Linked DNA regions of Homo sapiens: region 1 is linked to region 2. Evidence: read pairs that join two places in POLR2A ChIA-PET (ENCODE). Cell type or tissue: Panc1. All regions are shown on one strand. Each heading gives the region's core, and the rest is flanking DNA. Links, peaks and the distances in the headings are about the cores only. Region 1 overlaps TGFBR2 (transforming growth factor beta receptor 2). Region 2 overlaps LOC101927995 (a long non-coding RNA gene).

The links. ChIA-PET counts read pairs that join two places held together with the same protein. Peaks named below come from ENCODE experiments on the same cell type or tissue, not always from the same donor. Only the 100,000 strongest peaks of a DNase experiment are listed, where the experiment ranks them.
Region 1: POLR2A ChIA-PET joins it to region 2 with 7 read pairs; 2 of 35 experiments call an interaction of 5 or more read pairs at or near these places.

What each region holds. Positions count from the first base shown.
Region 1 is chr3:30,655,202-30,671,174 of GRCh38, reverse strand. The region is part of intron 3 of TGFBR2 (transforming growth factor beta receptor 2); the gene reads right to left. Among named protein-coding and RNA genes, the nearest start is that of TGFBR2, 57 kb to the right of the region's middle. In Panc1, for the core only: no CTCF peak of the experiment used is centred there; no DNase peak of the experiment used is centred there; H3K27ac peaks cover 1,577 bases.
Region 2 is chr3:30,412,200-30,428,172 of GRCh38, reverse strand. All of the region lies in intron 4 of LOC101927995 (a long non-coding RNA gene), which reads right to left. It overlaps LOC105377013 (a long non-coding RNA gene), which reads left to right. Exons shown (of 4, transcript XR_940683.2): 4 at 5,807-8,433. Among named protein-coding and RNA genes, the nearest start is that of LINC01985, 99 kb to the left of the region's middle. In Panc1, for the core only: no CTCF peak of the experiment used is centred there; no DNase peak of the experiment used is centred there.

The sequences.
Region 1 (15,973 bases), core at 1,526-6,525, 250 kb before region 2:
CACAGCAGGTCCTCAATATTGCCAAATAAAAAGACAAACCATTTACTGAGTGTTATCTAAGCTCAGGACATTGGGAACATGAAAAAAAATGACACAGCTTCTGCCTTCAAAAAATCTGCATGTATGACATCTGGTAAAAACACAGAGCGTGCCACAGTTTGCACCAAAATCTTTGCTCTTTTTCAAACTCCAACTTGTTCTGCTCTGATCAGCATTCAGGCTACCCTGGGCCCATGGGTGACAGGGAGAGGAGTCCATGGAAAGGATCTCTTTGGACAGTTATCTTACATCCACCCAACATTCCTCTTTTCAGTGTGCATACGAATTGTAGTTTCATGGAACTGAAATATTTAATAGCAACAATGGAAACATGGCCGCAAAGGTAAAACAAGTTAAAAATGGAAATGCTGCAGTTTTTTGACTTGGAATTCTGAAGCAGGCCCCTGTGGGCTGACAAGGAGAGTCCTTAGCACCAGATATCTAACTATAATATCTTGTGCCTCAAACTTTGTTTCATGTGCTGGCCTTGTTGGCTCTGGTGAAATAGTTTTCCTTTTTGGAAGAAGGACATGAATAGAAACAGACAGTGGACAGGAGAGAGCAAAAGGCAGCTCTAGTTCACTGGGAGCTTGTGCTGGGCTGCTTTCATTGGGCAAACATGCAGAATTCTATTGCTTTATGTGTCATCCATCTGCCCTCCAAAGTACCCATTAATGAGCAGGCCTCATGCTCAGATCCTAGAATCATTCATTAAATATATCACTACTGAGTGTCTATGATGGGCATGGCACTGCCCTCAGAGAGTACCCAGTAGAGGACTTAGGGCATATATACAAGTAAGCAATATATGGCATCTGGGATAGGGGCTAAATGTACAATGTAATCTATATATTAGTGGAATGTGGAAAAGCTTAGAGAAACATGGAAGGCACAGTAGCAAAAAACTGCCTTTAAGTTGGTCTCTGAAGAATGGGAAAAGTCAGTGATGAGTGGAAAGAGTGCTATGTTAAGGAGAAAGAATATATGATCTACTTAAGGAAGAGCAATTATCCCATACTGACCACTCTGCACCTGCGGAATAGAAAGGAAAAAAATGGGTAGGTGGTATGGAACCAAACTCCGTGTCAGAAAAGGATCTTTTGATTATTCATTTGTCAGTTTTCACCTACAGTAGGTGTTTAAAGAGAAAAAAAAAAGTGATGAGAATATAGTCCAGGTAGAATGAGGATATAACCAAATTCTCTCAAGGGGAACCCATTACCTAAATGATACTGATAAAGGAGTTAAGAAGAAATTACTTGGGCAGATAGTAAGGGTATGGAAGTCCTCGGTAAGGTGTTTCTTTTTAATGAAAAGCAGCCCCAAATCATTTTCTAACAAAGAGCAGCCTGTAAAGTTGAGCTTCAGACATAGACAGGCAAGCTGGGAGCTTGCACGGGTGAATGCCAGCAGGAACTAAGGACATGTTCAAGATGGCAGCTCCATCTTCCCTTCTCTTTGTCAGCCATGTGTACAACAAAGAACAGACCAGATGGTGCTGATCAACTGGAAAGCCCATTTGCATAATAAGATTAGGGTGGGGTGACCAGTCTTCCCCATGCACTATGTAAACGTCATACCTGATTGAACCAATCTGTGAGCCCTATGTAAATCAGACACCGCCTCTTCAAACGGGACTATAAAATCCAGCACATTCACCACTGGCCCGTCCTTTCCGCTTGGAGACTCCTTTCTCTACAGAGAGAATTGTTTCTCTTTCTCTTCTCTTCTGCCTATTAAACCTCCACTCCTAAACTCCTCATGTGTGTTCATATCCTAAATTTTCCTGGCTCATGATGATGAACCCCAGGTTATATACCCCAGTCTACATAGCTACTTCAGCATCTGATACTTTCTTTTTTTTTTCTCGAGATGGAGTCTTGCTCTGTTACCCAGGCAGCAGTGCAATGGCACGATCTCTGCTCACTGCAACCTTGCCTCCTGGGTTCAAGCCATTCTCCTGCCTTAGCCTCTATGCCCAGCTTTTTTTTTTTTTTTTTTTTTTTTTTTTTTTGTATTTTTAGTGGAGACGGGGTTTCACCATGTTGGCCAGGCTGGTCTTGAACTCCTGACCTTGTGATCTGCCCGCCTTGGCCTCCAAAAGTGCTGGGATTACAGGCGTGAGCCACTGCGCTTGGCCCAGCATCTGAAACTTTCATCTAACGAAACAGTGAGAAATGAAGCTGGTACATATCCATTTTTAAGGTTTATGTGTAATATGATTACTTGTTCTTAAGGTAAGTCTGAGTGGAAATGCCAACTTCCACTGACTATATATTCTAGATGAAAATCTTGGGTCTAGTAACCAGAGAAGTAACCCCAAGATATCAGAATTCCAGCAACCAAGAGGGAAAAAAAAAATCACCATTTTTTGGAAAGATATATGAATGCATTTTAAAAGTATAGGGAAAGTGAGAAAATTTGGTGATTGATCCTTAAAAACATAAATTCTTACACTGGGAGGCTTGGATTGGGACAAAGAACAGGCAAGAGTAGGGCAGAAATGGGGTGGGACAAAGCAATTACAGAATGATTGAATGCAAAAGAAAAAAAAGATGCTCTTGTGGAGATGTATGGACTGTCCCTGTTGTACAGCAAACAAAATTAAGGGGGCAGATGAACACAACACAAATTCAAACACAACAGCCGATCCAGCAGTCGGCATTTCCACTTAGGCTTACCACTTCCACAATGCTCCCTGCCTGAAACTCCACCTCTATTATATGTGGTATCCAATGAATGTGTTTGCTTGAAGTACCCACTTGTCTCCGGTCTCTGTGTCTGTAACTACATGGAATGTCTTATAATCAGAAATCCACTTGATTATCTGATTGCTTCTCTCCTGACAAAGCAGGGTAGTGGCCAGGTCTGTTTTGATCATCATGATATACACAGCACCTGGGGCAGAATGGGGCAATTTATGGTATTCAACAAACGTTTGTTTTAGAAGCTGAATGATTACTTACGTGGAATGATACTTCTCAAATTTTTTATATTTTACAGCAAGGTTTGACAAACTATGGCTCAGAAGTCCATGGCCTGCTTTTGTATAGTCCTATGACCTAAGAATGATTTCCATCCCCATTTTTAAAGAGTTGTTTAAAAAACAATAAAACTAAGAGGTTCATGCAACAGAGATCTTATCTGGCCCAGAAAGCCTAAAATATTTACTATCTGGCCCTTCACAGAAAAACTTTGCTGACCCCTGTTCTAGAGGTGTTATTTTAATAACCTCATTGGCAGAATCTGGAGAGACTTCACTTTGGCCAAATGTGAATATGTAGTCAATTTTTTTTCACATATGAGAAATACAATTTGAAAAAATTTAAATATTAACTGCATAATTACTTAGCTTTGTCCTTAATTCACTAAAACGTCCAGATGAAATGTTGATTCATCATGGATAATTTTATTTTACAATTCCTAAATATCTATAAAAACAGTCGTATTTGCTAATTTCAATTCCTTTTTAGCCTAAAGGAAACACAAAAACAGAAATCCCCTTAAGTTTATGTGTGGCACTGACTGAAGAAGATTCTAGAAATCCCCAGTTCAATGTCAGAAACCAAAGTTTTACTTTCTCCTAAAATTTCCTGTTATTTCTTTAGAAGACTTACACTTAAAAAATTTGAGGGGGAGGAATTCTTGAATAACATCTGTCAATCTTGAAACTTCAAAGAGGTGGTGAAAAACTCTAACAATAGCAACCAGGGCTGGAAGGAAGCTTTGGGATGTGGCTTTATCTAAACAGGAGCCACCCACACCCTCTGGCAGTATTAACCCTTGGGTTGCTACTAGAAAACCCAACAGCTGTTGGTGTAGGTACAAGCCAGCATCTCCTTTAGTCGAAGACCAACAGGAAATGCTTCTTTTCATCAGCCGCCAGTTACAGAGAAACTCATAAACTGAACACTTACTAAGTTCCTGGCTGTGTGCTAAGGATTTTATAGAATATTTAAATTTAATTGATAGAAAAACCCTATGAGGTAGAAACTGCTATTATTATAAACCCCATTTTACAGATAGGGAAGCTAAAGATCAGACAGTTTAAGTAATTTTCCCAGATGATAAATTTAGGCAACAGCAAAGCTGGTATTTACAATGAGCATTGCCTGATTGGAGAGACTTCTGATCTCAACCCCATACCTGATCTCTAAACTTCATATTGGTGAGAGCCAACTAAGAATGGCAATGACCTTAGGCTGGGTGTGGTGGCTCACACCTGAAATCCTAGCACTTTGGCGGGAGAATCACTTGAGCCTAGGAGTTTGAGACTAGCCTGGGCAACATAGTGAGACTGTCTCTACACAAACTTAAAAAAAAAAAAAATTAGCCAGACACTGTGGTGCTTCCTGTAGTCCCAGCTATTACGGTGGCTGAGGCAGGAGGATTACTTTACTTGAGGCAGGAGTTCAAGGCGGCAGCACACTATGATCCTGCCACTGCATTCCAGCCTGGGTAACAGAGCAAGACCCTGTGTTTGTGCGGGCGGGGATGGGGGGGTAGGGGTTGCGGGGGAGGGGAAGAATGACTTTATATAAGCTCCCAATTTGATAAAGTGTTTTTCTTTAGTGTAGCCTGGACTAAGTGATTTTACAGCCATCCACCGACTGACATTGGCAATTCTTGTATAATGTGTCTAAAGGAGTATATTTTGGGTATGGGGATTATATTCCTTTGTTCTGAACTAAGAACCACAGTTTAGTAGTGTCTCTGTAAATATGCATCTTTTTCCTGCCAGGAAATAAAAAGTTTTATGTGAAGGAGAACCCCCAAATCTTTTTCTTTTCTCAGAGCCTATTCTCATGGCCTAGATCTTAGCAGAGCTCAAAACATAATTGTTGCACTATTGGGACCTTCCATGAATAGTAATAACATTGAACCAGATATAGCTCTGAAGGGCATTAAAAATAAGGGTGGAATTTATCCAAGGCCCATAAAAAAATGAGGCTATAATAGTAAACATTTTTAGCCTGGGTTCCATAAATAGAGTTCAGTGGGTCTGTGAATTTGAATGGGCAAAAATTGCATCTTTTTTTATTTTCTCTAACCTTTAATTAAAAATTAATATTTCCTAGTATCAGCTGTACCTATGAGTTTGTTGTTGCAGACGTCTCAGCATGTGACTTACGCTCACCATTTAGACATTTCAATTGTTTAGATCTGCTGCTATTGTTATTTAAAGCATTATTATAGAAACATATATTACTATAACACAAATTCATTTTTAAAATATTTGGTCATTGTATTTCAATGTAATTGGTTTTCTTTGAAATACTCCATGTTCTATTTTATGCATTTAAAAAACATCACAGTGAGAAGGGGTCCACAGGCTTCCCTACTTCAAGAAGTCCATGGCACAGACACACAAAAAGGGAAGCTCCCTTGGCAGAGTGAAGGCATTTGGGCTCTAGTCTCTTTTCCAGGACTTGCTAGAGCAGGAATTTTGAGATTGATGGGTTTCTCTAGGAAGTTGGTAACTAGTGCCAATGGGAGATCTGCCTGGCTTGATTTGTTGTGCTGCACATGGACAACTGTGGATGCTGTCGGAGCTTCTGTGGAGTGGGAAGGGAGCTCCGCAGTGTAGAATTTGAGGAGAAGCCCTCCTTTGAAATCTTGTAACAATAAGAAAGATAACTCATATACGATGTGCTTTGTTGGGTTAGGCACCGGACAATTTATTTTGTAAACATGATCTACTTTATTTCTCCAATAACCCTATGTATGAGTTAGATTCTCTTACCCCCGTTTTACAGAGGAGGATACTGAACCTTGGTTGCTTCTACAACATTTTTGTCTACTTAGTAAATAAGTATTCTTGTTAAGTAAAAGTTGTTCCTAGTAAGTACTCAATAAATGAATGCTGTCCTTTTAATGTTATAATTAACATGACTTGAGACAGGAAGTTCTTCCTTCCCCTCAGCTATCTCTCTTTAGCACAGTTTCCTTCTTTGGATCTCAGCCAGTTGCATATATACTCTCGCTTTAGGTGAACATGCTGGCATGTGAACATCCTTGCGGCTAGAGCTTCACTGCCAACTTCACAAGAATCTCTCTTGGCATCTGAGGCTCATTAGTGCACTAATACACCAAGGTGTGCGAAAAACTGTCATCCACGTCCCTTTCTATTGCTCGGATAAATTAGTATCCCACTAAATGTTCACCCTAAACTCCTTTACCGAGTGGAGGAATTGCCAAACTACTTCAAATATTAAAGTAGGAGCCTATCTCCCAAATTCAGCTATGTTGATTTGCTTTTTATCAAGACACATTAACTGATCCACATAGGATTTTATTTACCAAGTTGGCCTTAATTTAATGCTTTTATTTTTTTAACCAAGTGACTTTTATTTAAAATAGTGGATTAGGGAGGTTCAGTTTTAAGTTCCTTTTAGGAACTGGTGTCGGCATAACAAAGGACATAAAAGAGGCTGAGAGCAACGTGTGTGTGCGCGCACGCGCGTGTGCATGTGTGTGCGCACATGCATACTCAAGTTATAAGACAAATTGTTTACTTTTCAATCACTCCAAAGGAAAGTATACCACAGGATTTCCCCTTGAGGTTTTCTGCCAGTTTGTATTTTTTTTTATGGCATACTAACATTTATCTTTGGAAGACAGAAAAAAAAAGAATTTGACATTTGTCTTTAAAAAAATATTTATGTAACAAGACTCTGACATTTGCAAATGGCTCCTTATTTGCAACTAAGTCTGGCCTCTATGAGTGACAGAAGTGACTGGAAATTTTCAGAATTATTAAATGGATCTCACAGTTCATTGTTAAGGAGATAGCTTGGTGGTATGGAAAGAACAAAAGCTTTGAAGCCACTCAGATGATTAAAAAAAAATGGGGGGAAGATATGGTGCCTCACACCTGTAATCCCAGCACTTCGTGAGGCTGAGGTGGGAGGATCACTTGAGCCCAGGAGTTTGACACCAGCCTGGGCAATATATTGAGACCCTGTCTGTATAAAAAAAAAAAAAAATTAGCTGGATGTGGTGGTGTGGGCATGTAATCTGAGCTACTTAAAAGGCTGAGGCAGGAGGATCACGAGCCCAGAAGTTCAAGACTGCAGTGAGCTATAATGGTGCCACTGCATTTTAGCCTGGGCAACAGAACGAGAACATCTCCCCCTGCCCCCCCAACTCCCCCCCCCAAAAAAGTTAGCCCTCTCTTCCTCTTTCCTTTCTCCTAAGGGTATTTAAAATAATATACTTGGCCCAAGAGCACAGTATGGCCCTCAAAACTAGAGAAATTACTCTGATTTCTCTCTTGTGAAAAAGAATTCATTCCAAAATAAAACACAGATACAGAAAAGTGCATAAAACAAGTGTCTGGCTTAGTGAATTACTATAAGATCAACACTCTTGTAACCACTGGTCAGGTCAGAAAATATAATTTTGCTGGCCACCCCAGAAGTCTGTTCATGTTCCCCAACTCAATCGGAGATCCCTCCCTTCCTCTAAAAAGTAATCACTATTCCTGGCTTTTATAGTTATCATTTTCTTGAGCTTTTAAACTTGTTTTATCATCCAAGTATGCATCTGTAGTCGTCTTGCTACTAATATGACTGAATACAAATGGCAAACCTTGCTTTTTTGCAGAATTACTGTTTTAAAAAAACTTCCTACAATAAAAACACCAGAATCTTTAAAAAATGTTTAATCTGAATTAATCAAATCATCAGACAAATCTACAAAGTGCCTTTATAAAGTACATGAAATGGTCTGACCTATTCAAATCAAAGTCAATGTCATGAAAACCAAAAAAACACACTGTAGAGGCAAAACAATCAATTTTAATGTGTTGTCCTTGACTGGATTCCGAATTTAAACAATAGACCCATTAACCTTGAAGAAATCTGAATATGGACTGTACTGTATATATATTTAGATGTATATATGTGAATGTATCTGTGTCTTAGTATCTGTATACACACACACACACACAGAAAGAGAGTGAAAGCTAAGCACTCACATATATGCTTCATATTGCAGAGTTCAAAGATCTTGCCATCATTTTCTGTACCTTTAAAAATTTTGTTGGCATGTTACATAAAGAATAACTTGTCACCTCGTTATTCTAAGTGTGCCCGCAGACCAGCAGTCATCAGCATCCCCTGGGAACTTACTGGAAATGCAGAGTCTTAGCGCTGTCCTCAACTAACTGAATCAGAATCTACATTTAAAAGTTCTCTCAGTGATTCATTTACACATTCAAGTTTCAGAGGTAAATTTTATTCTTGCTAAACAGTTTAGCAAAAATAAAGTTAAGTTCTTTGGTACTCTGCCATAGAGATGCTTTCCTCCTACAAAAAATTTCTTAGTGGAATTGTTTGCAAAGCTCTGGTACAGCTGTATTCAGCACTAGCCAATGAGAAAATGGCCCATGATAATTTTCTAGTCAATTAACTGGTGGAGGAGTGTAGAATGAGATATGCTTCCCCATCCATCATCCTAGTAAAAAGCACACCAATTTAGGCAAACAATAAAAAGTCATTTCAATTAAACAACAAAAGGACAGTAAGCTCACTAGCAATGAAGGATTTAATTTAACTTCTAGCTATTGATAGCACTGTTTGACATTCTGGATATATTTTGAGAGTATTTTTTCCTCAAATGATGAAAGAAGTCTTCTCTCCAATCAATGTGGTTGTTTTATTCCAACTGCACATATTTCAGAACAAAGCTATTCGCCACCTCTCCTATCCCATGGCACAGTCTCCTTTGTATTATTTCCTTCTTATCTCTCTCCCAGATGGAAAAGCCTTGCATGTATTCTAATCCAGTATGATAATCTCTTTCTAGAATACCCATGAGAGGTAGAGGTGAAACCTCTGCCTGAAAATGTTATGGTAGAAGGACATCATTCCTTTGTTATCATTCCATAATCAAATCACAATATTTCTAACTGCAGATATATTGGGATAAAGTCTAAATATTGGGATATGTTTAAAATTATTCTTTACATTAAGTCAAATGTAGCCTCTGTGTGCTTCTATTATTGGTCCTTCTGCTGTTCTCTAAAGCAAAAAGTAACAAAATGAATCCGTTTTCTATGGGATGAGAACTATTAAACTCCTGCTGGATATGAAACTCACAACCCCTAGATCATTTCATTTTCAGGTTGAACAGCCATGTTTTCCTCGGTTACTTTTCAAGAGATACATTGATGAGACTCTAAAGTCTGACAGATTTATCAGACCCTAAAATCAGCCTGCCCAGCATATAGCGCCCAATAAATGCCAGGACCTTTTTTCTAAGGGTAAAGTGATCTGTTCTCTGAAACCACGCTTGCTATTTAAGATTCTTCATCATGTGTTTTGATAGACACAGATATAATACTTGGAATATAACTTGTGTAGCAAAGATTACAGCAGGACTCTCACCTCCTCTTCCACCAAGTGGAGTTTAAGGCTCCTGATGGTTTGTTCTTTCTGTTTTGTTTTGATTCTTTCAGCCAGATCATCCTGATTTCAAAATGACCTTAACTCACCTCTAAACCCTGGGGTCTTCATCACATGAGCAGATTCCCAGCCAGTGTTTTGACAAGTGCTCCTTTGCAATCGATTGTTTGAACCTATATGTCTGATTTTACATCTACCTGTCAAGTTTTAGAAAATTGGTCATTTCAGGCCATTAAAACCCTGATTCAGCCTTTGCTCTTTTAGGCATCCCTTCCACTGTGCTTTTCACCCTTTATGTTCCTCCTTAGGATATAGATTCCTGCTACTTCTCTTGCTCTGACTTTAAAAGGAGGGCAACCAACATTAGGAGGGTGCCTACAAGGTACCAGGCTTTGTCCAGGAAATGATGACACATCTGTCCTCCCACAAAGAGAGTTTCACACCTGATATATGTTCTTTGGAACAAGATTTTTTTTCATTTTCTTTTCTGTGTTATTGCAGTTTTCTGACTACTAAAAGCTTAGGTTTTGTTAGGATCCCCACACCTGCCCTGATTCTTTAATTCTTTTTCTGGCTGGCTGTCTGAATTACACCTTGTACTCTGTCTAGGGGCCCTCATGTTCTCAGGAAACCTGAAAGCAAGGTACATTTCTTAAGTTATTTCAGGATGCTCTCCAACAGGGAGACCAGATCGCTTTGGAAAAGCATATTCATTATTCACAATACCTGTTAGGTCACCAGAATACATCCTCTCTCTCTCCCTGGCTTTCCAGGTGAACCACAGGCTTCTGCAATTCCTTCCCACCTGAGTTTCTCACCTCCTAAAATCATGCACACAGCCTCCCTGGTCCCTGCCTTGTCTCTGCCAAGGCAGTAGCACCCAAACCTTGCCATCCAACCTTTTGGACACATTAAGGTTTAAAATGTGCTTTCCTTTAACGTATAATTTAATCAGTTTTAAAAGCTAAGATGCCTATTCCCAATGAGGCCGTTGACCTTGTTCCAAAGCAATTGCTTGTAAATTGTTGTAGAAAACAAAATAATATCCCCTCTTAAAGTGTCTTGCTATTCCTCCAAGGATGGGGTAAAACAGGTGTTGGTTTTTCTCCTCCTCTAACCTTCGAAGGCATAATTTTGGCTCCTTCCTGTGGTAGCTGCCATTCTTTAATTGTTACCGTCCCTTTCCAGGCTACAGGGGGAACGTGACGAAAAATATAAAAAGATTTGGCAGAACAAACTGTCTTGAGTCCAGTGGTTCCCAATGTGGGCTGCATATTAAAATATCTTGAAGAATTAAAAAATAATTCCTGATACCAGGCCCCAGACCAATTAAGTCAGAAACTGCAGGAGTAAGACCCAGTTAATGAGTAGTTTTTAAAGCTACTCAGGTGTTTCCAATGTGCAGCCAAGCCTAAGCATAACTACATCAGCCTGGTGGAAGAAACAGGTATTTCGAATAGGATGGGGCCTGGAAAATGAAAGACATGGGAATAATTTTAATGACTACATTTCAGAGAAATTGTTCTTGACATTGGAACCAACTATATCCTCTAATTAGGCAACAAAAGGCATATATATGTATATTTTTAAAAGTAGATAAGCAAATATAAATTATTTCTCTAAAAGTTAACATGTTTTTAAAAAAAAGCATAATTTGTAATGGCAAAATTGATATTTTCCACAACAGGTAACATGCAGGAGCGATTTAGAATACAAAAGGACTTTCCAAAGGCAAGTCATCCAGATGTCCAAATGGTGGTGAATACAGCCTCTGGAGTATACGTGGGTGGAAATAAAAGTCAATTTCACAGTGGTTAGCCACCTCCCTGAGCCTTTTTTTTCCCCTGGTGGGACACTGAGACACTCGCAAAGCAGCAAAAGGTCTCAGTGGACCCTTCTTGCCATTACTCATGGGTGTGGAGTTTATGGAACACATGGAGGCCGCAGTGGGAGAGACCTGAGGCTGCAGAGGAACCACCCGAACCTTGCTACAGCACCAGCAGTATGGGTCCGACTGCTTTCTTGGCCACTCATATCCAGTGGATGGAATTTGAGACAGCCTGTGTCCATACTAGATTCCACTCTGCTGATTCATACCAGAATGAGGTTCTAGAGTACAAATATTCACAACCAGAAAGCACATCTGGCCTCAGTGCAGCTTTGTTTACTTTGCTACTTAGGAAAAAAAAAAATCTTGAAAAGCGAGTTGCTTTTGCCTTAATTCAGTTCAAATACATTCTAAGCTTCCTTCAACTGAGTCACAGTGTCCTCTATCATGCAAAATCTTTATTATTTCCTTGGCCAGACATAGGGCCATATTGATGAATTCCAAGTGTGCTTTCTAACCAAGGCTGGTTCACAACAAAAAGCTGCTTCAGCTCTGAGTCATCACCTCAAATAACTGATTTCTCTTCTCAGGAATGAGACTAGCAACTTTAATCCATAATTTTCTTCCTCTTCTAACAACTTTTCTCAACCATATTTCCACACTTATTTTTTCTTCTGCATTTAGACCAGAAAGTAAATCTGGTTTGTTTCTTTTGAAACAAAAATGCACAGCTGGAAAGCCAGCTATTTTGAGGCGTGAGTGCACAGTTCCAAGGCAGCATACCTAAAATCCCCCAGAGCTACCAAAACACCATTTACTCTTTTCATTTCTTACATGCAAGAACTAATCATTTCCCCAAGAAGCCAGCTCCCTGGTGTTGGAGCTGAACAAACATAAAATGAGATTTGGGAGAAAGAGGGCAGCATTTCTAAGACTTCCCTTACTCGGAAAACAACGGAAGTCAACAAAATGCTCAATGCATGCGATCAGTACACAGAGTGGGTTTGCTGGATGGTGTAAAGCAACGACATTAAGGACACAATGGGTCCAGAGGGAACCAGCTGGCTGAGATGTTCTGCTAGCAAGTTAAACATAGACAGGAAACCGCGTGTCTGATACTGTAAAAAAATAATTTGTCTTCCTGCCAGAGATAGGCTAGCAAACCAAAAAGGCTGTTTTCACTTAAAAGAAATGCTACAACAATGAGAGAGGAAGGAATGAAACTTTGTGGCTACAAGAAGTCTTCTTCTCTGCCCCTCTCTCAACATCTCAGGTTAGAGGGCACACATCACCACACTAAATGCTAAAGCCTGCACATAGCTTGCGAGTCAGCAACGTGCACCACTGGGCATACATCTTATGGTCTGCTTCCCTATTTAACCACATAGATTGAACTTTGAGTCAGAAGTGGTTACTCAAGTCCTGGTTTCTAAGCTAGCAAGATATAATTGATTTATTTACTTACAGTCCTATCCCATTCCCAAAAACAACAACAACGACAACAACAAAAAACACAGTGAAAGAAGATACAGTCAAGACAGGAGCTATAATTATGACAAATGGAATATAAATGTGAGAAAACAGGGTAAAAACTGGTAAGCAAGAGTGATATTAGTATGCTAAATGTGTAGGTACATATTTGCTAGAAGCATGATTCAGATTTGACTCTAAGCTTTTCTGGTAGTTAGCATTTGAGAGAGAAACACAAAAACCATGAATATCTCTATCAGGGGTTGGCCTGAGCCCTGTTTTTGTAAATGAAGTTGTACTGGAACACAGCCACGTCCAATCACTTACACACTGTCTGTGGCTGCTACCACAGAAGAGTTGAGTAGCTGTGACAGAGACTCTGCCCTGCAAAGCTGAAAATATTTACTATCTTGCCTGTTATCAAAGAAGTTTGCAGACCCCTGCTCGGTATGCTTCAAAGTGTCCTTAAGATCAGAGGCAAACAGGTCGTCATGAGGAGAACACCTTTCTAAAACAGAGAGCCAAAATAAATGTCTCCTGGCTTCCTCATGAAGATAACAATACAATGCAGTGAACAGCATCCTCCACATTCTTTACAGTAAACATACCACTTTGATTCACAGGACTCCTTATAATGGGGAGCACCTCAATAGGACTCAGGTGGAGGAATTTGCAGGGAAGAGGAGAATACATGACGTTGGTACAAATCTCCTCACTCATCCAGCTAAAGGCAAAGATAAGAAATTTGAATCTAGTGGAACAGTAATAACTATTTACAGTCAAAATTCATTAAGTGCTCACTCTGTGCCAGGTGCCGTGCCAAGTTCTCTACATAAATAAATACATTTATCCTCAAAATAATCCTATTAAAAGTATTCATTATTTCTACTCCCATTTTTCAGAGAGGTAAACAAGTAGTTACCCCAAGAACCAAGAGCTTACACACGGCTGAGCTGGGATCTGAACACAGGCAATCAGCAGGGAAGCCATGCTCTCAGCCCTGCCCTCTGTTGTCTTCCCAACAGATGAGCATCTTACTGGCCATCGTTTATACACATCATTTCTCACGGACATGGAAACAGTGTCAGCCTGAGGTTGTGCCTCTTGCCAAGGACATGCTCAGTGATGGGTCTGGGCTGCCGTTTGGCAAACAGAACAGGTAGCCTCTTATGTAAGTTGTGCAGCCTCCCATGGGTTAAGACTGATAAAAAAGCAAACACACCACCACCACGGGAATGTGGAAGGGTAAGGGTATTCCTTCTATAAGAGACAAGATTATCTGGTTCTTCTATGATTCTCCTACGGACAAAAAGTGAGGAACAAACTATGAGATCTTGGAAAATCCCAGCTCCTCTCTGGAGACCCACTTTTTTGTCATTAAAATGAGAAGTCTGGAGGAGCCAATTCACGGGTTTCACTTCATCATAAAAATGTAATGAGTCTATGAAACAAGACAACACACCTGAAAGTAGTTAGCACAGGTGCACACATTCAGAGTAGGCTGCAATCCAAGGCAGCGATCATCACTATAGTTGTTCTATGAGTTCCCACAGCCTAGGCCATGGGCTTGCCACCACCTTGCCTACATTTCAATTGGAAAAGGGGTGGGACCCTGGTCCTGCAAACAAACTACTGAAAGTCTAGGACTTGGGTCCAATGCTATCCCTTTCCTATATGGCCCCAGTGCCTCTCATTTTCTAGAATAAGCAGTTCAGTTCTAAGTTAGCAGGAAAAGCAAGATGGCCAAGATCCAGTCATTTGGGAGCTGGAAGTGGTCCAGCAGCATGCCTCCCTTCATCCTCCTTGGCTTACCATCTTGTTTTCCACGTACCCACCTTCAGCAGACAATCTTAGCAAACAACCCAAGAATGAACTGATTCAGGCCAACTCTTCTTAGAACCACACTATTACTCTCCAGGGCTTTCCAAGGCCACCAAACATCTCCTTCATTGATCCAGTTCAAAACAGTATCTTGTACAATGCATCTTGAAAACATTCGCAAATGTCTTCTTGTTTTGGGAAATATTAAGGGATAGTCCCACAGATAAACTAATACAAATACAATAAACTAACATGAACATGATCACAGAAACAAAAGAAATGCTTACTGAAAAGGTGTCTGATTTTCTCCACATTAAGATCCACACCAGAACAACATTTGTGGAGTATATTTAAAAAATAAACTATTGTCACTGCTGAAAAAGACCCACATGCCACTGGAGAGCTCTGTTACACAAGCTGACTGAGTAAAGTATATTTAGTTCATTTCCAAATGACCAGGCTTTAGACCAAATTTATTCCTCATGGGCCCATTAGCTCAGGGAGTTACCAGCATGAAGTTAATAAGACCTCCATCTCTGGTTCCATCCCTACCTGGTGAGTTCACACCAGTGCTTCTCACACTTCAGTGTGCAAACAAATCACTGAAGGCCTTGTTACAGGCAGATGCTAATGCAATAGGCCCCAGAGGACCCAAGGTTGTGCAGTTCTAATAAGCTCCCGGGTGATCCTGCTGCTGCTGGTCTAGACACTTTCAGTAGCAACGGTTTATACCGTTCAGAAGAGGTATGTGTCTTGGTGTAGAGTGTTCTCGTTAATCAGGGGAAGAAGAAGTAAGAAAGGATGCACCTACTGTGTGCCAGCCACTGTGCTGGGCGCTCCCAAGCATCATCTCCTTAAATCCCACAACAACCCACAGGTACCATTTATCAGCACTACTTGGCCAATAATGGCGCAGTCATTCAAAGAGAAGGCCTTGTGGCCCAAAGCAAGCTTTCCATGGAAAAAATGAAGAGGGAATGAATCCCTTTGGCAAGTACAGAACTGCGATTACCCTAATCACTTATGTGAAAGGCACTTGTGGGTTGTTTCAGTTTTATTTAGCTGCTTCCTGCTGTGATTCTGAGTCAAAACAGGAACAACGTGTCTAATTTGTAATATTATCCAACAATGACAGGGATGTGGTTAGCTTTGATTAGAAATTCTAGACTCAGCATGCTCCCCTTGCCTCTGTGAAGGCATGTGGAGAAAAAGAGAAACTGGATGAAACAGGGATTAAAGCAAAGTGAGCCCCTCCAAAACCTTGTGGTGTGATATGTAGGTATCCAAATGCTCAGTTTATGCACCACAGTCAGCACTCAACTACAAAACTTCAGTGTTAGAACAGACCGAAGGCTACACAGGCCTGGTTTCCTGCATTCAGACAAGCACAAGTCACCAGCCCTCTATA
Region 2 (15,973 bases), core at 6,488-11,487:
AGATGATCAATGAAAAATAAGACATACATAGGCACATTATTGTAAAACTGCTAAGTACAAAGGCAAAAATAGTTTCTTAGAAGCAGACAGAAAACAAAGGCATGCTACCTAAAAAGAAACAAGAATAACTTTGATATCTGTCTTTCTAACCAAAATGATGGAAGCATAAAATAACAGAATGGTGTCTTGAGATAAAACAAAAACTCTATCAACCTAGAATTCCATATAAAATGAAAATACCCTTTAAAAATTAAGATAAAATAAAGACATTTTTAGGTAAAAAAAAAAAAAGTCTAGAAGACTGATTCAGTAGCAGGCTTAGCTTACAGCAAAAAACTTAACAGAAAAGTCTGTCAAGAAGAATAACATAACCCCAGATAGAAGGGCAGACATTGAAAAGGGTGAATATTTTGAAAATTTTAAACGTTTATTTTTTTTTAAGAGACAAATTCTTGCTCTATTGCTCAGGCTCAAGTGCAATGGCACAGTGATAGCTCACCAATCCTCAAATTAGTGAGCTCAAGCAATCCTCCTGCCTCAGCCTCCTGAGCAGCTGGGACTATAGGTGCCCACCAGTACACATGGCTAATTTTTTTATTTCATATTTTTTTTGTAGAGATGGGGCCTGGCTATGTTGCCCTGGCTAATCTTGAACTCCTGTCCTCAAGCAACCCTCCCACTGTGGCCTCCCAAAGCACTGGGAAAATGTCTATTGACTATATATTAAGCAGTAATAATGCTGCCTTGTGGTGTTTAAAATAAATGTAGGATTAAATTACAAGAAAACAATAGTACAAAAGGTTGGAGGAGAATAAATGACAATTAAAGTGATACAAGGTTTTGCACTGTCTAGAAAAGGAAAATAGTACTAATTTATATAGACTCTGATAAGTCAAAGATACATATGGTAATTTCTAATACCACCAGAAAGTTGATAGAGAAAATTATACTAAACATATTATTGAAGGAGGGAAATTAAATAATACAATTTATTTGATTATTTTGGTGGAAGGCAAGAAAGAAGACATAAAGAACAGAAAGCAGATTAAACAAAATATTACAAAGTATTATGGTAGATTTGAGCCCAAATATGTTGAAACTACTAGAAAAAAATACTCCAATTTGAAAACAAAGACTGTGAACTGATTCAAAATCAAAACCCAGTTATATGCTGTTTATAATGAATGTACCTTAAATATGAGAAAAGAGGCAGGCTGAAAATAAAGAGTAGAGATCATTATGCAAATACTACTCATTTTTAAAAAGCTGATGTAGTTATATTATTATCTAATAAACTAGGATTCAGGAAATAATGAGGGAATTTTATAGTAATAAAAGAAGTGACAAGAGTCACATCTTGAATGATGTCATGAGGAGCTCAGAGGATCCTTTGCCCAGTGAAACAACTGTAACTGGTGAAAATTAGTAAGTTTTAACAAAGGAAAAACAATGACACAAATCTATAATTTTTGGAAAATGTCTAAGGGCATCCAGCAAATGGAGACATATATATTTAAGAAAATCTTCTAAATCTTATTAAGAACAGTAAAAATAGGTGGCATTTGAACTAAAGACGTGCTCCCTTCCCCCGCTCTCCAGCTGAGCATGACAGAAGCTCTACTCCAGCCAAGAGGAGTTGCAGCCAAGAACACAGAGCTTGCATTCCTCCCAGCTCCCAGTCAAGGGCCGTGGTATCTTCTCAGAAAGGACAGGCTGACAGCATTTCTCATTACCACCCCCAGATCTGTGTTGCAGAAGCTCTATTCCAAGCAAGAGCAGCTGAAAAGTCTGGGGCTCCCTTCTTCCATCCACCCCCATTCACAGGGCAGAAGCTCTACCCCAGGTGTGACTGGGTAATAATATTGAACCCTATTGTTAGAAGACAGGATCTTGTAAGGAAACAATTAGAATTAATAAATGAGCACAGTAATGTTCAAGATGTAAGACAAATGTGCAAAACCAATTGTATTTCTATACACTAGCAATTAACAATCTGAAAAAGAAATTAAGGATATAATTCCATTTATGACAGCTTCAAAAGCTATAAATACTTAGAAATGAAATTAACAAAAGAAGTGCAAAACTTGTACTCTGAAAACTGCAAAACATTGATGAAAGAAATTTGAGAAGACTTAAATATTACAACCTATGTTCATGGGTTGGAAGATTTATTATTTTAAGGTGTTAATACTCCACAAATTTATCTACACAATTAATGCAATACTTATCAAAATTACAGATAGCTGACTTTTTTTTCAGAAATTGATAAGTTGATTCTAAAATTCATATAGAGTGCAAGAGAACCAGGATAGCCAAAACAAGCTTTATAAAAAAAGAACAAAATTGGAGGATTTACAGTTCCCGATTGTAGAACCTACTTCAAAGCTACAAAAACCAAGACAATGTGGTATTAGCATTTGGATAGACATATAGATCAATGTAAAAGAATGGAAAGTACAAAAGTAAATCCTGACATTTGCTGTCAACTAATTTTTTGACAAAGTTTCAACATAATTTAATTGCAAGAAAAAGTTTTTTCAATAAGTACTGGGATAACTGGATACCCATATGTAAAGAATGAAATTGGATGCCTTCCTTATACTGTACACAAAAATTAACTTCAAATAAATTATAGACCTAAATGTAAGAGCTAAACTAAAATTATGTACCTAAATGTAAGAGCTAAACGAAAGATCTCATAGAAGAAAACATAGGAACATATCTTTATGATATACCTTCATGGCAAAGCCTTCTTAGATATGACACCAAGTGCACACACCAAAAAATGCATATGAATTCAACTTCATGAAAATTAAAAGCACTTTGCACTTTAAAGGACATTATGAAGCATCTGAGAAGACAACCCACAGAATAAGGGAAATTATTTGCAAATCATATATATCCAATATATATATGTATCTTGTATTTATAAAGAATCCACACAAACCAATAATAAAAAGGGAAATAACCCAATTAAAAATGAGCAAAGGCTCTGATTAGACATTTATCCAAAGAATATACAAATGGCAAATAAGCACAAACAGTTTGGCAGTTTCCTAGAGTGTTAAACATGGAGTTATTATAATACCCAGCAATTTCACTCCTAGTAATATACCCAGACAAAAACATATACCCACATAAAACTTGTACACAAATGTTTATAGCAGTATTATTCATATAGCATAAAAGTAGAATTAAGTAAAATGTCTACTAATTGAAGGATGTATATAAAAATGAATATCCATAAGATGAATGGCTGTTTGGTAATAAAAAAGGAAGAAAATACTACTATATGTCCCAACATAAATGAATCTTGAAATATATACTAAGTTTAAAAACCTGGTAAAAAAAAAAATCACATATTGTATGATTCCATTTATATAAAATGTCCGAATCTATGCAGAAAATATTAGAATAGTAGTTGCTTATGCTGGAGGTTAGGGTAGCAGAACAAAGAGTTACCACAAATGTCAGTGGGTTTAAAATATTTTAAAATTGATTGTAGTAACATTTTGCAATTATGTAAATATACTAAAATCCATTTTAGTTTACATTTTAAAAGGATGAATTGTGTGATATGTAAATTATAGCCTAAATAAGGCTGGCAAAAAATGAATAAATAAGAACCAATTTACCAGAAAAATGTTAATACTAAATGTGTATAATCTAAAATAAAGCCTCAAAATATGTAAAGGAAAAGTTAACAAATTTTAAAGGAGAAATAAATTTCACAATCATGATGACAAACAATGTAACCCTCTAAGTAACTATTAGAGCAAACAAATAAAAAGTAAAAATAAAAAAGTTGACTTATTAATTGATCCAACTGACATGTACACACCACTGTAGCCAGCAAATGTAACATCCACATTCAAGCACACAGGAAACATTTAGCAAACTTGATCGTATGCGGAAGGGTAAAGCAAGTCTCGAGATGGGAGAAGATTGAAATCTGGCAGGTTATTTTGCTCAGGGTAGAAATAAGATAGAAAAGAATTATTAAAAGCTAACTAGATATTCTCAAGTGACAGAAAATTTAAAAATACACGTTTAAAGAATCAATGAGTCAAAAAATAGTGAAAATTAGAAAATATTTTAAGCTCAATGAAAAAGAAAACATATTACATCAAACCTTTTAAAATATGAGCTTAAAGTCTTGCTTAGAGGAAAATTTAAAGCCTTGTTTAGATGTATTAGAAATTAAGAAAGGCTGAAAATTAATGATCTAAGGTATCCACTCCAAATAATTAGATAAAGGGCAGCAAATTAGATCCAAAGAAAGTAAAAGGAAGAAAACAATGAATATAAGAAAGTTAATAAAACTAATGAGGTAGAAAATAAAGATATAATAGACATGACATTATCAACAATCAAAAGGTGGTTATTTGGAAACATTATTAAAAATGACCAGATTCCGCTTTGACCATAAAAAAGGTAGTGAGAAGTGAAAAATTACCAATATAATGAATGTAAGAGAGACATTATTACAGATACTATGGACATTAAAAAGAAAATAAGAGTATTTGATAAACAATTTTATTTTAGTAAATTTTAGACCTCATATCTATTGAGAAAAGTTTTGAGAAAAACTATCAAAGTGATACAGGAAATAGATCATTTGAATAGAATAATATTTATTAAAGTAATCAAATTCACACTGAATAAAACCAAACAAAAAACTTGAGACCCAACTGGCTTTGCTAGTAATTTTTTTCAAACATTTACGGAGAAAATATCAGTCTTATACCCACTCTGAAAAACAAGGAGCACTTTTCAACTCATAAGGTCAGAAAAATTCTGATAGCAATTCCTAACAGTGACATTACAGAAAGATTGACATATAATGAGATTGACATTATAAATCAGTCTCTCTTATGAACATTGGTGGAAAAATGCTAACAGAAAAGTTTACAGACTAAACCTATCAATATATAAAAAGTATAGCACCACAACCAAGTTGAGTTCATATTAGAAAATTGAGGCTGATTAACGTTTAAGAAGTTCATCAATGAAAATACACTCATTAACAGGCCGGGTGCGGTGGCTCACGCCTGTAATCCCAGCACTTTGGGAGGCCAAGGCAGGCAGATCACGAGGTCAGGAGATTGAGACCATCCTGGCTAACAGGGTGAAACTCCATCTCTACTAAAAATACAAAAAATTAGCCGGGCGTGGTGGCAGGCGCCTGTAGTCCCAGCTACTCAGGAGGCTGAAGCAGGTGAATGGCGTGAACCTGGGAAGCGGAGCTTCCAGTGAGCTGAGATCGTGCCACTGTGCTCCAGCCTGGGAGACAGAGAGAGACTCTGTCTCAAAAAAAAAAAAAAAAAGAAAAGAAAAAAGAAAATACACTCATTAACAAAACAAAGGAGAAAATAATAATTATCTCAATAGGTACAGAGAAAATATTGGATAAAATTCAAAAAATTCATAGTTAAAAACAACCTTTTAGTAATTTTGAATAGATGAGAATGTTCCCAATCTGAAGACAGTATTAAATATAACTATAATAAACGGTATAATTTATGGTGAAATATTGGAAATATCACTACAAAGATTAGGATTGAGGCAAAGAAGCCCATTATCACCACTTCCGTGTTAGGCAACTTTCAAGACAGTCCCCCATGATTTCCATATTCTGGTATTGATACCCTTGTATAATTCTCTCCCCTTGAGTCAAGACTGGACTTACTGATTCACTTCTAACAAATATGGCAGAAGTGATAGAATGTTTTTCTGAGATGAGGCTATAAAAAGACTGTCGCTTCCATCTAAACACACTTTCTCTCTTTCTCTTGTGTGCCTGTAGGTGGTCTTTCTTAAGTCATTTTCCAGAGGAGAAGCCAGCTGCCCTCTCTTGACATAGCCATGTGAAGATGCTCAAGTACTGAAGATCCTAAGCCTGCCAACAAACATGTGAGTAGGTTCAGAAATAAATCACCTTTTCTACACTCTTCCATTGGAGACTTCAGTAAGACCACAGCTTCAGGTAACTGGTTGACTATAATTTCATGAAACATCTTAAGCCATAGGCACTCAAATAAGCATCACCCACATTCTTGGCCTATGAAATAGTAAATGTTTGTTGTTTTAAACTATTAAATGTCAAAGTAATTTGTTATGCTGTAAGAGACAACTAATATAACTTTATTCACCATTGTCTCATAGGTCCTAAAATGTGAAGTAAGATAAGAAAAGATGCCATCATTGAGCATATAAAACATGAGTACATTTATTACAGTTGCAGGTTACAAGTTAAACACACAAAGATCACTCACATTATATTAAATAGATATGGCTATAAATATATATTAGCAATAAACAATTCAAAAGTAAAATTTAAAACTGATCAAAAAGCACTCATGATAAAGGAAGATGAAGCACTGATTGATAAAAATTGAAATAATTTTTTTATCATCATAAAAATTAAGAAGTTTTGTTTACCAAAATACATTGTTAAATGAGTGAAAGGCTGGCCAGTGACTAAAAGAATATATTTTAATCCAAATTCTGCATACAAGAAATTTATGCAAAATATATAAAGAACACATACAAACTGAAAGCCAACAGATAGTTCCCCCATTTAAAAATAGCCTAAAGTCTTGAATAAGCACTTCCCAGCAAAGGACATTGAAATAGCAAATAAATGCATGAAAATTGCTTAACATTATTAGTCATCAGAGAATTGCAAATCAAAACTCCAATGAGATACCATACATAACAACAAAATGACTACAATTAAAAAAAAATAAAATGTTGCAATACAAAACGATGGTGACAGTATGAACAGCTGGAACTCTCAGCTACTCCTGGTGAGAATGTCAATGTATACAGCCACTTTAGGAAACTGTTGGCAGTATCCTTCAAAGTTGTGCGTATACCTACTTTTTCATCTAGCAACTCCACTTTTACATGTATACTCCAAAGAAAAACTCAGATATGTACATCAATTGACATGTAAAAGAATTTTAATAACTGCATTATAAATAAGTGCCACAAACTGGAAGCAAACTGAGAGCAATCAGTAGTAGAATGGATAAATTATGATATGTTCACGCAATTGCATACGATCCACCAAAGAAAATGGGTAATTTATTGTTGTAAAAGTAAGCTGAATGAATTTCAAAATTATTACGTTGATTGAAAGAAACCAGACATAAAATAGTACACGGTAGTATCCCATTTTAAAAAGTGAAAAACCAGTGAAAACGAATCCACAGTGTTAGAAGTTAGAATAGTTTTTATATTCTGTGGTTGATAATCACGAGGGGTAGAAACATGAGAGAGACTTTTGGGATGTTGTAATCTTTTATTTATTGTTCTATGTGGTGGTCACATAAATGAGTTTATTTTGTGAGAACGTATGAAGACCTACCAATTAATGCACTTTTCTTAATGTACATTACACTTCAGTAAATGTTGACTTAAACATTTTTCTTAAATCTCTTAATTTTTCTTGTCAGAGTAAATACATTAAGTCAAAAGGCAGAAGCAGTAAGCTTAGAATGCACAGTGCCAGGTAAAATGAGGGTCCTACCTAAGTGCGAAGGGAACTCTGGCAAAGTCAAACCTGCTTGCCTGTCCCACCTAAATGAGCCAGTCCGTCAGCTTCAGCCCATGATAGCTTCTTAAGAGCGTCCACCAGCCTTGACACAGTTTTTAGTCTTTCAAAGAAAGTCAGCAATTCGCAGTTTTATGTAAGATCTGCTGAGTTAATTTTTTTAAAACCACTTTACTGAGCTGTTATTGACATGTAAAAAGCTGTACATATTTAATATATGTAACTGGAGGAGTCTGGGGTAAGTACACACCGTGAAACCATCACCACCATCAAGACTGTAAACATGTCCCTCACCTCCCAGTTTCCTCTTACTTCTTCTTCATTATTATTATTATTATTATTATTGTTAATACTATTTATGGTAAGAACACAACACAAAAATCTATCCTCTTAGCAAAATTTAAGTATACAATACAATATTGTTACATATAGGCATTATGATGTATAGTAGATCTCCAGAATTTATTTACCTTGTATAACCAAAATGTTGTACCCTTTGACCATCATCACCCTACTTCTCTCTACCGCCAGCCCCTGAAAACCACCATTCTTCTCTCTGCTTCTGCAAGTTTGACTACTTTACATTCCACATATAAGTGGGATCATACAGTATTTGTCTTTCTGTGTCTGGCTTATTGCTGTTAGAATAAAGTCCTCCAGACCCATCTATGTGATTGCAAATTGAAGGATTTCTTTCTTCTTTCAGGCTGAATAATACATCCATTGTATGTAAGTACCACATTTTCTGAATCCATTCATCCATCCATAAGCATTTAGGTCGTTTCCATGTGTTGACTTTAGTGAATAATGCTACAATGAATATGAGAGTATAGGTATCTCTTTGAGATCCTGATTTCAATTCTTTGGATGGATAAATACCCAGAAGTGGAATTGCTAGATCAGATGGCAGTTTTATTTTTAATTTTTTATGAGAACTTCCACACCATTTTCCAAAACAGCTGTACCAATTTACATACCCACCAACAGTATTCAAAGGTTCCCTTTACTCCACATCTTCACCAACACTTGTTATGTTTTTTAAAAGTAATAGCCATGCTAACAGATGTGAAGTGATATCTCATGTATGTTTCTTTTGCACTACCCTGATGATTAGTAAAGGCAAGCACCTTTTCATAAACCTGGGATAAAAAGAGACTAGTAGACAAACGGAACAGAAAGAGAGCCCAGAAATAAATCTATGCACGTTAGGTCAATTAATCTTTGACAAGGTCATCAAAAATGCAAAATGAGAAAAGAAGAGTCTTTAATAAGCGGTATTTGGAAAACTGGGTATCCACATGCAAAAGAATGAAGTTGGATCTGTATTGTACACTATATACAAAAATTAATACAGATGGATTAAAGACTTAATTATAAGACCTCAAATCTAAAACTCCTAGAAGAAAACGGAAAAAAAATCTCCTACGTATTGGTGTTGGCAATGATTTTTTTAATATGATATCAAAAATGCAGGCAGCAAAAGCAAAACTAGGCAAGTGGGACTACATCAAACTCAAAAGTTCTGCACAGCAAGAGATACAATCATCAAAAGGAAAAGGCAACCTATGGAAGGGGAGAAAATATTTGCAAATCATATATTTGAGAAGTGTTGATATTGGAAATATGTAAGAAACTCCTATGACTCCATGGCAAAAAAAAAAACCCTCAAATAACCTGATTAAATAATGGACAAAGGGCTTAAATAGATGTGTCTCCCAAGAAGACACAAAAATCTTGACTTTTAATGTTGGCATCAAATTAGAATTCTATAAAACATTGCAGTCTAAACAAAAGACAGCTGCAAACTTGATTTAATCATTTTGTTAACTCTAATCTATAGTGTCAGCATGCAAATTAGAATTGTAGAGTTGGAAACCAAATATTACCATCCCCAATATTAAGCTATATCAGATAACTGCTGATGCTCATCTTTGATATGATTCATTATTCTTAGAAAGTTTCATGCATTTTTCTTCTCTGACTACATCATCAAAGGTCACATGTGTACTTATAAAGAATGTGTATTTTGCAAATGTTAAGTATTAGGTTCTACATATAGAAATTCAGCCAACTTTGTGTTTCAATCTTTTGTACCCTTATTGATCTTTTATTTACTTGTTTTATCAAACTCTGAGAGTAACGTATGAAAATATCCAACTATGGCATTTAACTTACCTATTTCTAGTTTTTGTTCTATCTACTTTTGCTTTGTGTAATTCGAGGCTATGATATCACATGCATACAACTGTTAGTATTATTTTGTCTTGCTGTGGCATTGAAACTTTTATTATTAAAAAAAAGCCTCTCTTAAAAAATTCATGCTTATTTACATTGGCTAACTTTTTAGACAGTTTCCACTTTAGTAATGTCCTACTTCCTTCTCTGGTTCTCACAGTTGTCCATCAAAGACTTGCCCAATGTCACCCCAGTCTGTGCTGTCTTTTTTGCTGCCATACCCTCAAGAAGCATGAACTGTCCCCTTACCTATGCTTTTAGGTCCATATTTCTATTATTAGACATTATATATTACATTGCAGTTGTTTTTCCATCTCTTTTATTATTTAGTTTATGAACTCCTTGAGAACAGTTAAAAGAGAAATACAGTTAGATTTTTTTTTGCAGCATTTGCATGATGCAAGATAAGTCACCCTATGCAAAACAAAGGCACAATGAATATCTGGTAGCAATGTTGTCCTATTAAACACAGGATTTTAGAACCAATACTTGCTCCTCTGGAGAGCCAGTTCACTTCCATCAGTAAAACTCTTGGCAGTGAGGGAAGACGTACCTATGTATTTCATCCTAGTCACAGATGTACTGTAAAAAACTACCTTGGAAATCCCTATGAAAACAGCCTCTGTTTTTGTGACATAGAAGCAAGAAGGAACTATAGATTCCATCTACTTACTTGGCATAGAATGGGGGACATGCAATAAATAAGGTAGACAAATGTCCTGGCCTTTTGGAGCTTACATATTACTAAGGGGAGACAGTGAATGATTAAACAAGCCCCATTATTTCAGATTGTGGAAAGAACAAAGAAGGAAAGAGTGTAATGAGATTGAGGGTAATAGTGGAGTGGGTAAGGAGAGGGCCACTTTACATTGGGAGGCTATGGAAAACCTCTTGGAGATTTTTGAGCTGAGGTAAGGAGTCACCCCATGGAAATGTGGAGAGAGAATTCTGAGTGGGGACATAATAGTGTGGTTGGTCCACAGTAAGTGGAAATAAGCTTGGTGTATTGCAAAAAAAGAAGTGAGATCAGTGCAGTGGGGCCCAGTGAGCAATGGGGAGAGTGATGTGAGGCCAGTCGGGATAAGGTGAAGCCATGACTTGCTTGGCTGGGTAGGTCAGATTGTGTTCTAAGGGCATTGGAGGCCTTTGGAGGGAATGATGTAATCTGACTTTTGCCTTTATAAGACCACTGGTCACTGAATTGAGAACAGGTGGCAGGGAAAACAAAGATGGAAATTCATAGATCATTAAGAGGCTATTGCTATAGTTATGGCAATAAATGATGACTGGACTTGGTGAAGACAAGTGGGTGGATTTGAGGTGTTTGGGGAGCTAAATGGTAGATTATGAAAATGCAGGTGAGAGAGAGGGAGACATTTTCAAGGTTTTGGGCTGGAGCCATCAAGTCTCGGGAGGGCTCTGCCATTATGAGATAGAGAAAACTAGGTGTGGAGTAGGCAGGGAGGGGGCATTGAGAGCTTGTTTAGCTGTTAATTATAGTATGACAACACCTAATGCCATGCCAGGGTAGAATTGAAGTACCACTGTGACGTCAAGAGCCTGGATGAGTGAGAAAGAGAGACGGGGGCAAAGACTAGCCCCTGGCATCCTCTGACATTTCCAGTACAAAAGAGAAGGGCCAAACAGGAGTTTTAGAAGGAACAGTCAGTAGTTTATGAGGAAACTGAGGCAAGTGTAGACTCACAGAAGCTTAGACAAGACAATATATTAAGGAAGAGAGAAAAATGAAAGTATAGTCTTATATGAGTGACTGCTATATAAAATGGAAAATGGAATCCCTAGACTTTTAACATTCACTCTGTGTACTACTCTAGGACCAGCCTTTTCTTTCAATGCATCATACCACCCTGTCGTTTGTTCAGGATATTATAGTCACACTGGCTTGTTTTCCAGTGTCTCAAGCAAACCAAGTTCATTCCCATCACTACGAGTTTGTCCTGGCTATTCCCTTTCTCTGAAAAACTTCCTTTCCAGCTCTTCACTCAGATCCTTCTCACTCTCCAATTCTCCACTTAAATGCCACCTCCTCACAATGGCCTTCCAGATCTCTCTCCCTAAAGTAGACCCTTCTCCAGGCTTTCTATCATCTTACTGTTTAATTACTTCTCAGGACTTCTTATTATCAGAAATTACAGTTTATCATTTGTTTCATTATTTATTTTCTCTGTATCTCAATGAGAACATAAGATCTGTGAGAGCAGAGGCATTTCTGATCTTTTCCAATGCTGATCCTAGCATCAGTAAATTGTCTGTGTTGGTTGAAAAAGTAAATAAATAAGAGAGAGAAGGCTAATTAAATTAGAAATACCAAATTTGATGGCAATGTTTATTAGAACACAGTGGTATGTTCTTATTTGTAGGCTTGCTCTATTAGCCCACTAGGGCTGCCATAACAAAATACCACAAGCTGGATAACTTAAACAACAGAAATTTATTTCTCACAATTCTGGAGAATGAAAGTTCAATTTCAAGATGGTGGCAAGTTTGGTTTCTCCAGAGGCCTCTCTCTTTGGCTTAAAGATGGTTGCCTTCTCACTGTTGCCTCACATGGCCTTTTCTCTGTACTCACACAGGCCTGGTGTCTCTTTCTCTCTCTTCTTATAAGGTCATCGACATAATGAAGCAGGATCCCACCATTATGACTTCATTTAGCCTTAATTATCTCCTTAAATGCCATATCTCCAAATATAGTCATATTTGGGGTTGGGCTTTAAAATATGAATTTAAGGTGGACATGATTAAGTCCATAACAGCTGCATTTATCTCTATCATGTCCATTCTCTCATTGCATGAGTCTATGACTCAATTCCATAGTGAGATAGAATGCCATTTGTATTCTACTTAAATTGGCATCACTGGGAGTTTAAAAAGAGGGTGAGAGAATGCTTATTTAGGTAGATATTAATGGCTTCTCAAAGAATCTATGCCAAATCTAGAGAATAAGAAAGGGTAGTAGTATATTCTTTTCTTTCTATATCAGAAAAACACTTTAATATTTTCATCCTCCACTCCAGAACATTGGCTTTCTTTCCTCCAGATATGAAAATTCAAGCATGAAATTGTTATTAAAGACCTCATTATTCCTCTTCAAATAGCACACAAGACCTGAAATATAGTTTAATTATTTAAATGGGTCACGTTGTAAGTAATGATTGACTAGTACATTGCTTACTTAGAAAAGGAAATCATATTGGTACATTTAATTCTGTTGAGTAGTGAGCAGTGACCTCTTTTTGATTAATGGTTTCACCCTAAGCACTTTTCATTTTGATCTCTAATTAGGTATAATTAGAACAATCCAAACTTTTCAACTTAGATAACTCTCTTGGCTTGCTTATGTCTTCATTATTTTGTCTGGAAAACTACATGAAACAAAGGCATAACATTAAAAAAAGACATTGCAAGTTTTCCAGAAATTTCTAGATAAAAACAGAAATAATGTATTTTCCTTTTGCTACTATGCAAAGATTGATCATTCAACAGATGTTCCAGGCATTGCCTGAAACTATCTTTTACAAAATAATGCATATGGCCTCTGAGAGAACAAACAGTGTACTGAATATGACAAACTATAATGCCCATGCTGGTTATAGGGTACAGTTTTAAAGCTGGATTTTAGTTTAATCTCCAGAGTGTATGTTGAATCAAGTCTGGTTCTCACTATAAGATTTTTTTTACCTTACAGAAAAAGCATTGACGTTATTTTTGCAGAAGTTTTCTTATTATTAGACCATTGAATGGGTACAATTCTAGAAAGTAACAAAGTCATGCTTCATTCTTTGATGACACACCAATGTCCTTCCAATTTGGGGATCCTGGTTGTTCCTTGTGAAATAAAGTTCATCTGGTGATATTGGCTTTCCCACTACAGTCCAACCTCAGTCACCCTTGGAACACATCCAGGCCTAAAAAGACAATTTGTTTAAAAGGCAGGTTATATTCTAGCCCCTTAGAGTTGGTTTTCAGTTTCTGTTGTCACACAGCTGAAGTCTCAATCTCTAGTTTTCTTTGAAAAATGTGGGAATTTCTTCACAAACAGGAGTGTCAGGAACACCAAGCAGTAGAAAGAATCAATCAGAAGCTCTTTAGTTTAATTAGATCCCATTTGTCAATTTTGTCTTTTGTTACCATTGCTTTTGGTGTTTTAGACATGAAGTCCTTGCCCATGCCTATGTCCTGAATGGTAATGCCTAGGTTTTCTTCTAGGGTTTTTATGGTTTTAGGTCTAACATTTAAGTCTTTAATCCATCTTGAATTGATTTTTGTATAAGGTGTAAGGAAGGGATCCAGTTTCAGCTTTCTACATATGGCTAGCCAGTTTTCCCAGCACCATTTATTAAATAGGGAATCCTTTCCCCATTGCTTGTTTTTCTCAGGTTTGTCAAAGATCAGATAGTTGTAGATATGTGGCGTTATTTCTGAGGGCTCTGTTCTGTTCCATTGATCTATATCTCTGTTTTGGTACCAGTACCATGCTGTTTTGGTTACTGTAGCCTTGTAGTATAGTTTGAAGTCAGGTAGTGTGATGCCTCCAGCTTTGTTCTTTTGGCTTAGGATTGACTTGGCGATGCAGGCTCTTTTTTGGTTCCATATGAACTTTAAAGTAGTTTTTTCCAATTCTGTGAAGAAAGTCAATGGTAGCTTTATGGGGATGGCATTGAATCTGTAAATTACTTTGGGCAGTATGGCCATTTTCACGATATTGATTCTTCCTACCCATGAGCATGAAATGTTCTTCCATTTGTTTGTATCCTCTTTTATTTCCTTGAGCAATGGTTTGTAGTTCTCCTTGAAGAGGTCCTTCACATCCCTTGTAAGTTGGATTCCTAGGTATTTTATTCCCTTTGAAGCAATTGTGAATGGGAGTTCACTCATGATTTGGCTCTCTGTTTGTCTGTTGTTGGTGTATAAGAATGCTTGTGATTTTTGTACATTGATTTTGTATCCTGAGACTTTGCTGAAGTTACTTATCAGCTTAAGGAGATTTTGGGCTGAGACAATGGGGTTTTCTAGATATACAATCATGTCGTCTGCAAACAGGGACAATTTGACTTCCTCTTTTCCTAATTGAATACCCTTTATTTCCTTCTCCTGCCTAATTGCCCTGGCCAGAACTTCCAACACTATGTTGAATAGGAGTGGTGAGAGAGGGCATCCCTGTCTTGTGCCAGTTTTCAAAGGGAATGCTTCCAGTTTTTGCCCATTCAGTATGATATTGGCTGTGGGTTTGTCATAGATAGCTCTTATTATTTTGAAATACATCCCATCAATACCTAATTTATTGAGAGTTTTTAGCATGAAGGGTTGTTGAATTTTGTCAAAGGCTTTTTCTGCATCTATTGAGATAATCATGTGGTTTTTGTCTTTGGCTCTGTTTATATGCTGGATTACATTTATTGATTTGTGTATATTGAACCAGCCTTGCATCCCAGGGATGAAGCCCACTTGATCATGGTGGATAAGCTTTTTGATGTGCTGCTGGATTCGTTTTGCCAGTATTTTATTGAGGATTTTTGCATCAATGTTCATCAAGGATATTGGTCTAAAATTCTATTTTTTTGTTGTGTCTCTGCCTGGCTTTGGTATCAGAATGATGCTGGCCTCATAAAATGAGTTAGGGAGGATTCCCTCTTTTTCTATTGATTGGAATAGTTTCAGAAGGAATGGTACCAGTTCCTCCTTGTACCTCTGGTAGAATTCAGCTGTGAATCCATGTGGTCCTGGACTCTTTTTGGTTGGTAAGCTATTGATTATTGCCACAATTTCAGCTCCTGTTATTGGTCTATTCAGAGATTCAACTTCTTCCTGGTTTAGTCTTGGGAGAGTGTATGTGTTCAGTAATTTATCCACTTCTTCTAGATTTTCTAGTTTATTTGTGTAGAGGTGTGTGTAGTATTCTCTTATGGTAGTTTGTATTTCTGTGGGATCGGTGGTGATATCCCCTTTAAAAGAAACTACCATCAGAGTGAACAGGCAACCTACAAAATGGGAGAAAATTTTCACGACCTACTCATCTGACAAAGGGCTAATATCCAGAATCTACAATGAACTCAAACAAATTTACAAGAAAAAAACAAACAACCCCATCAAAAAGTGGGCAAAGGACATGAACAGACACTTCTCAAAAGAAGACATTTATGCAGCCAAAAAACACATGAA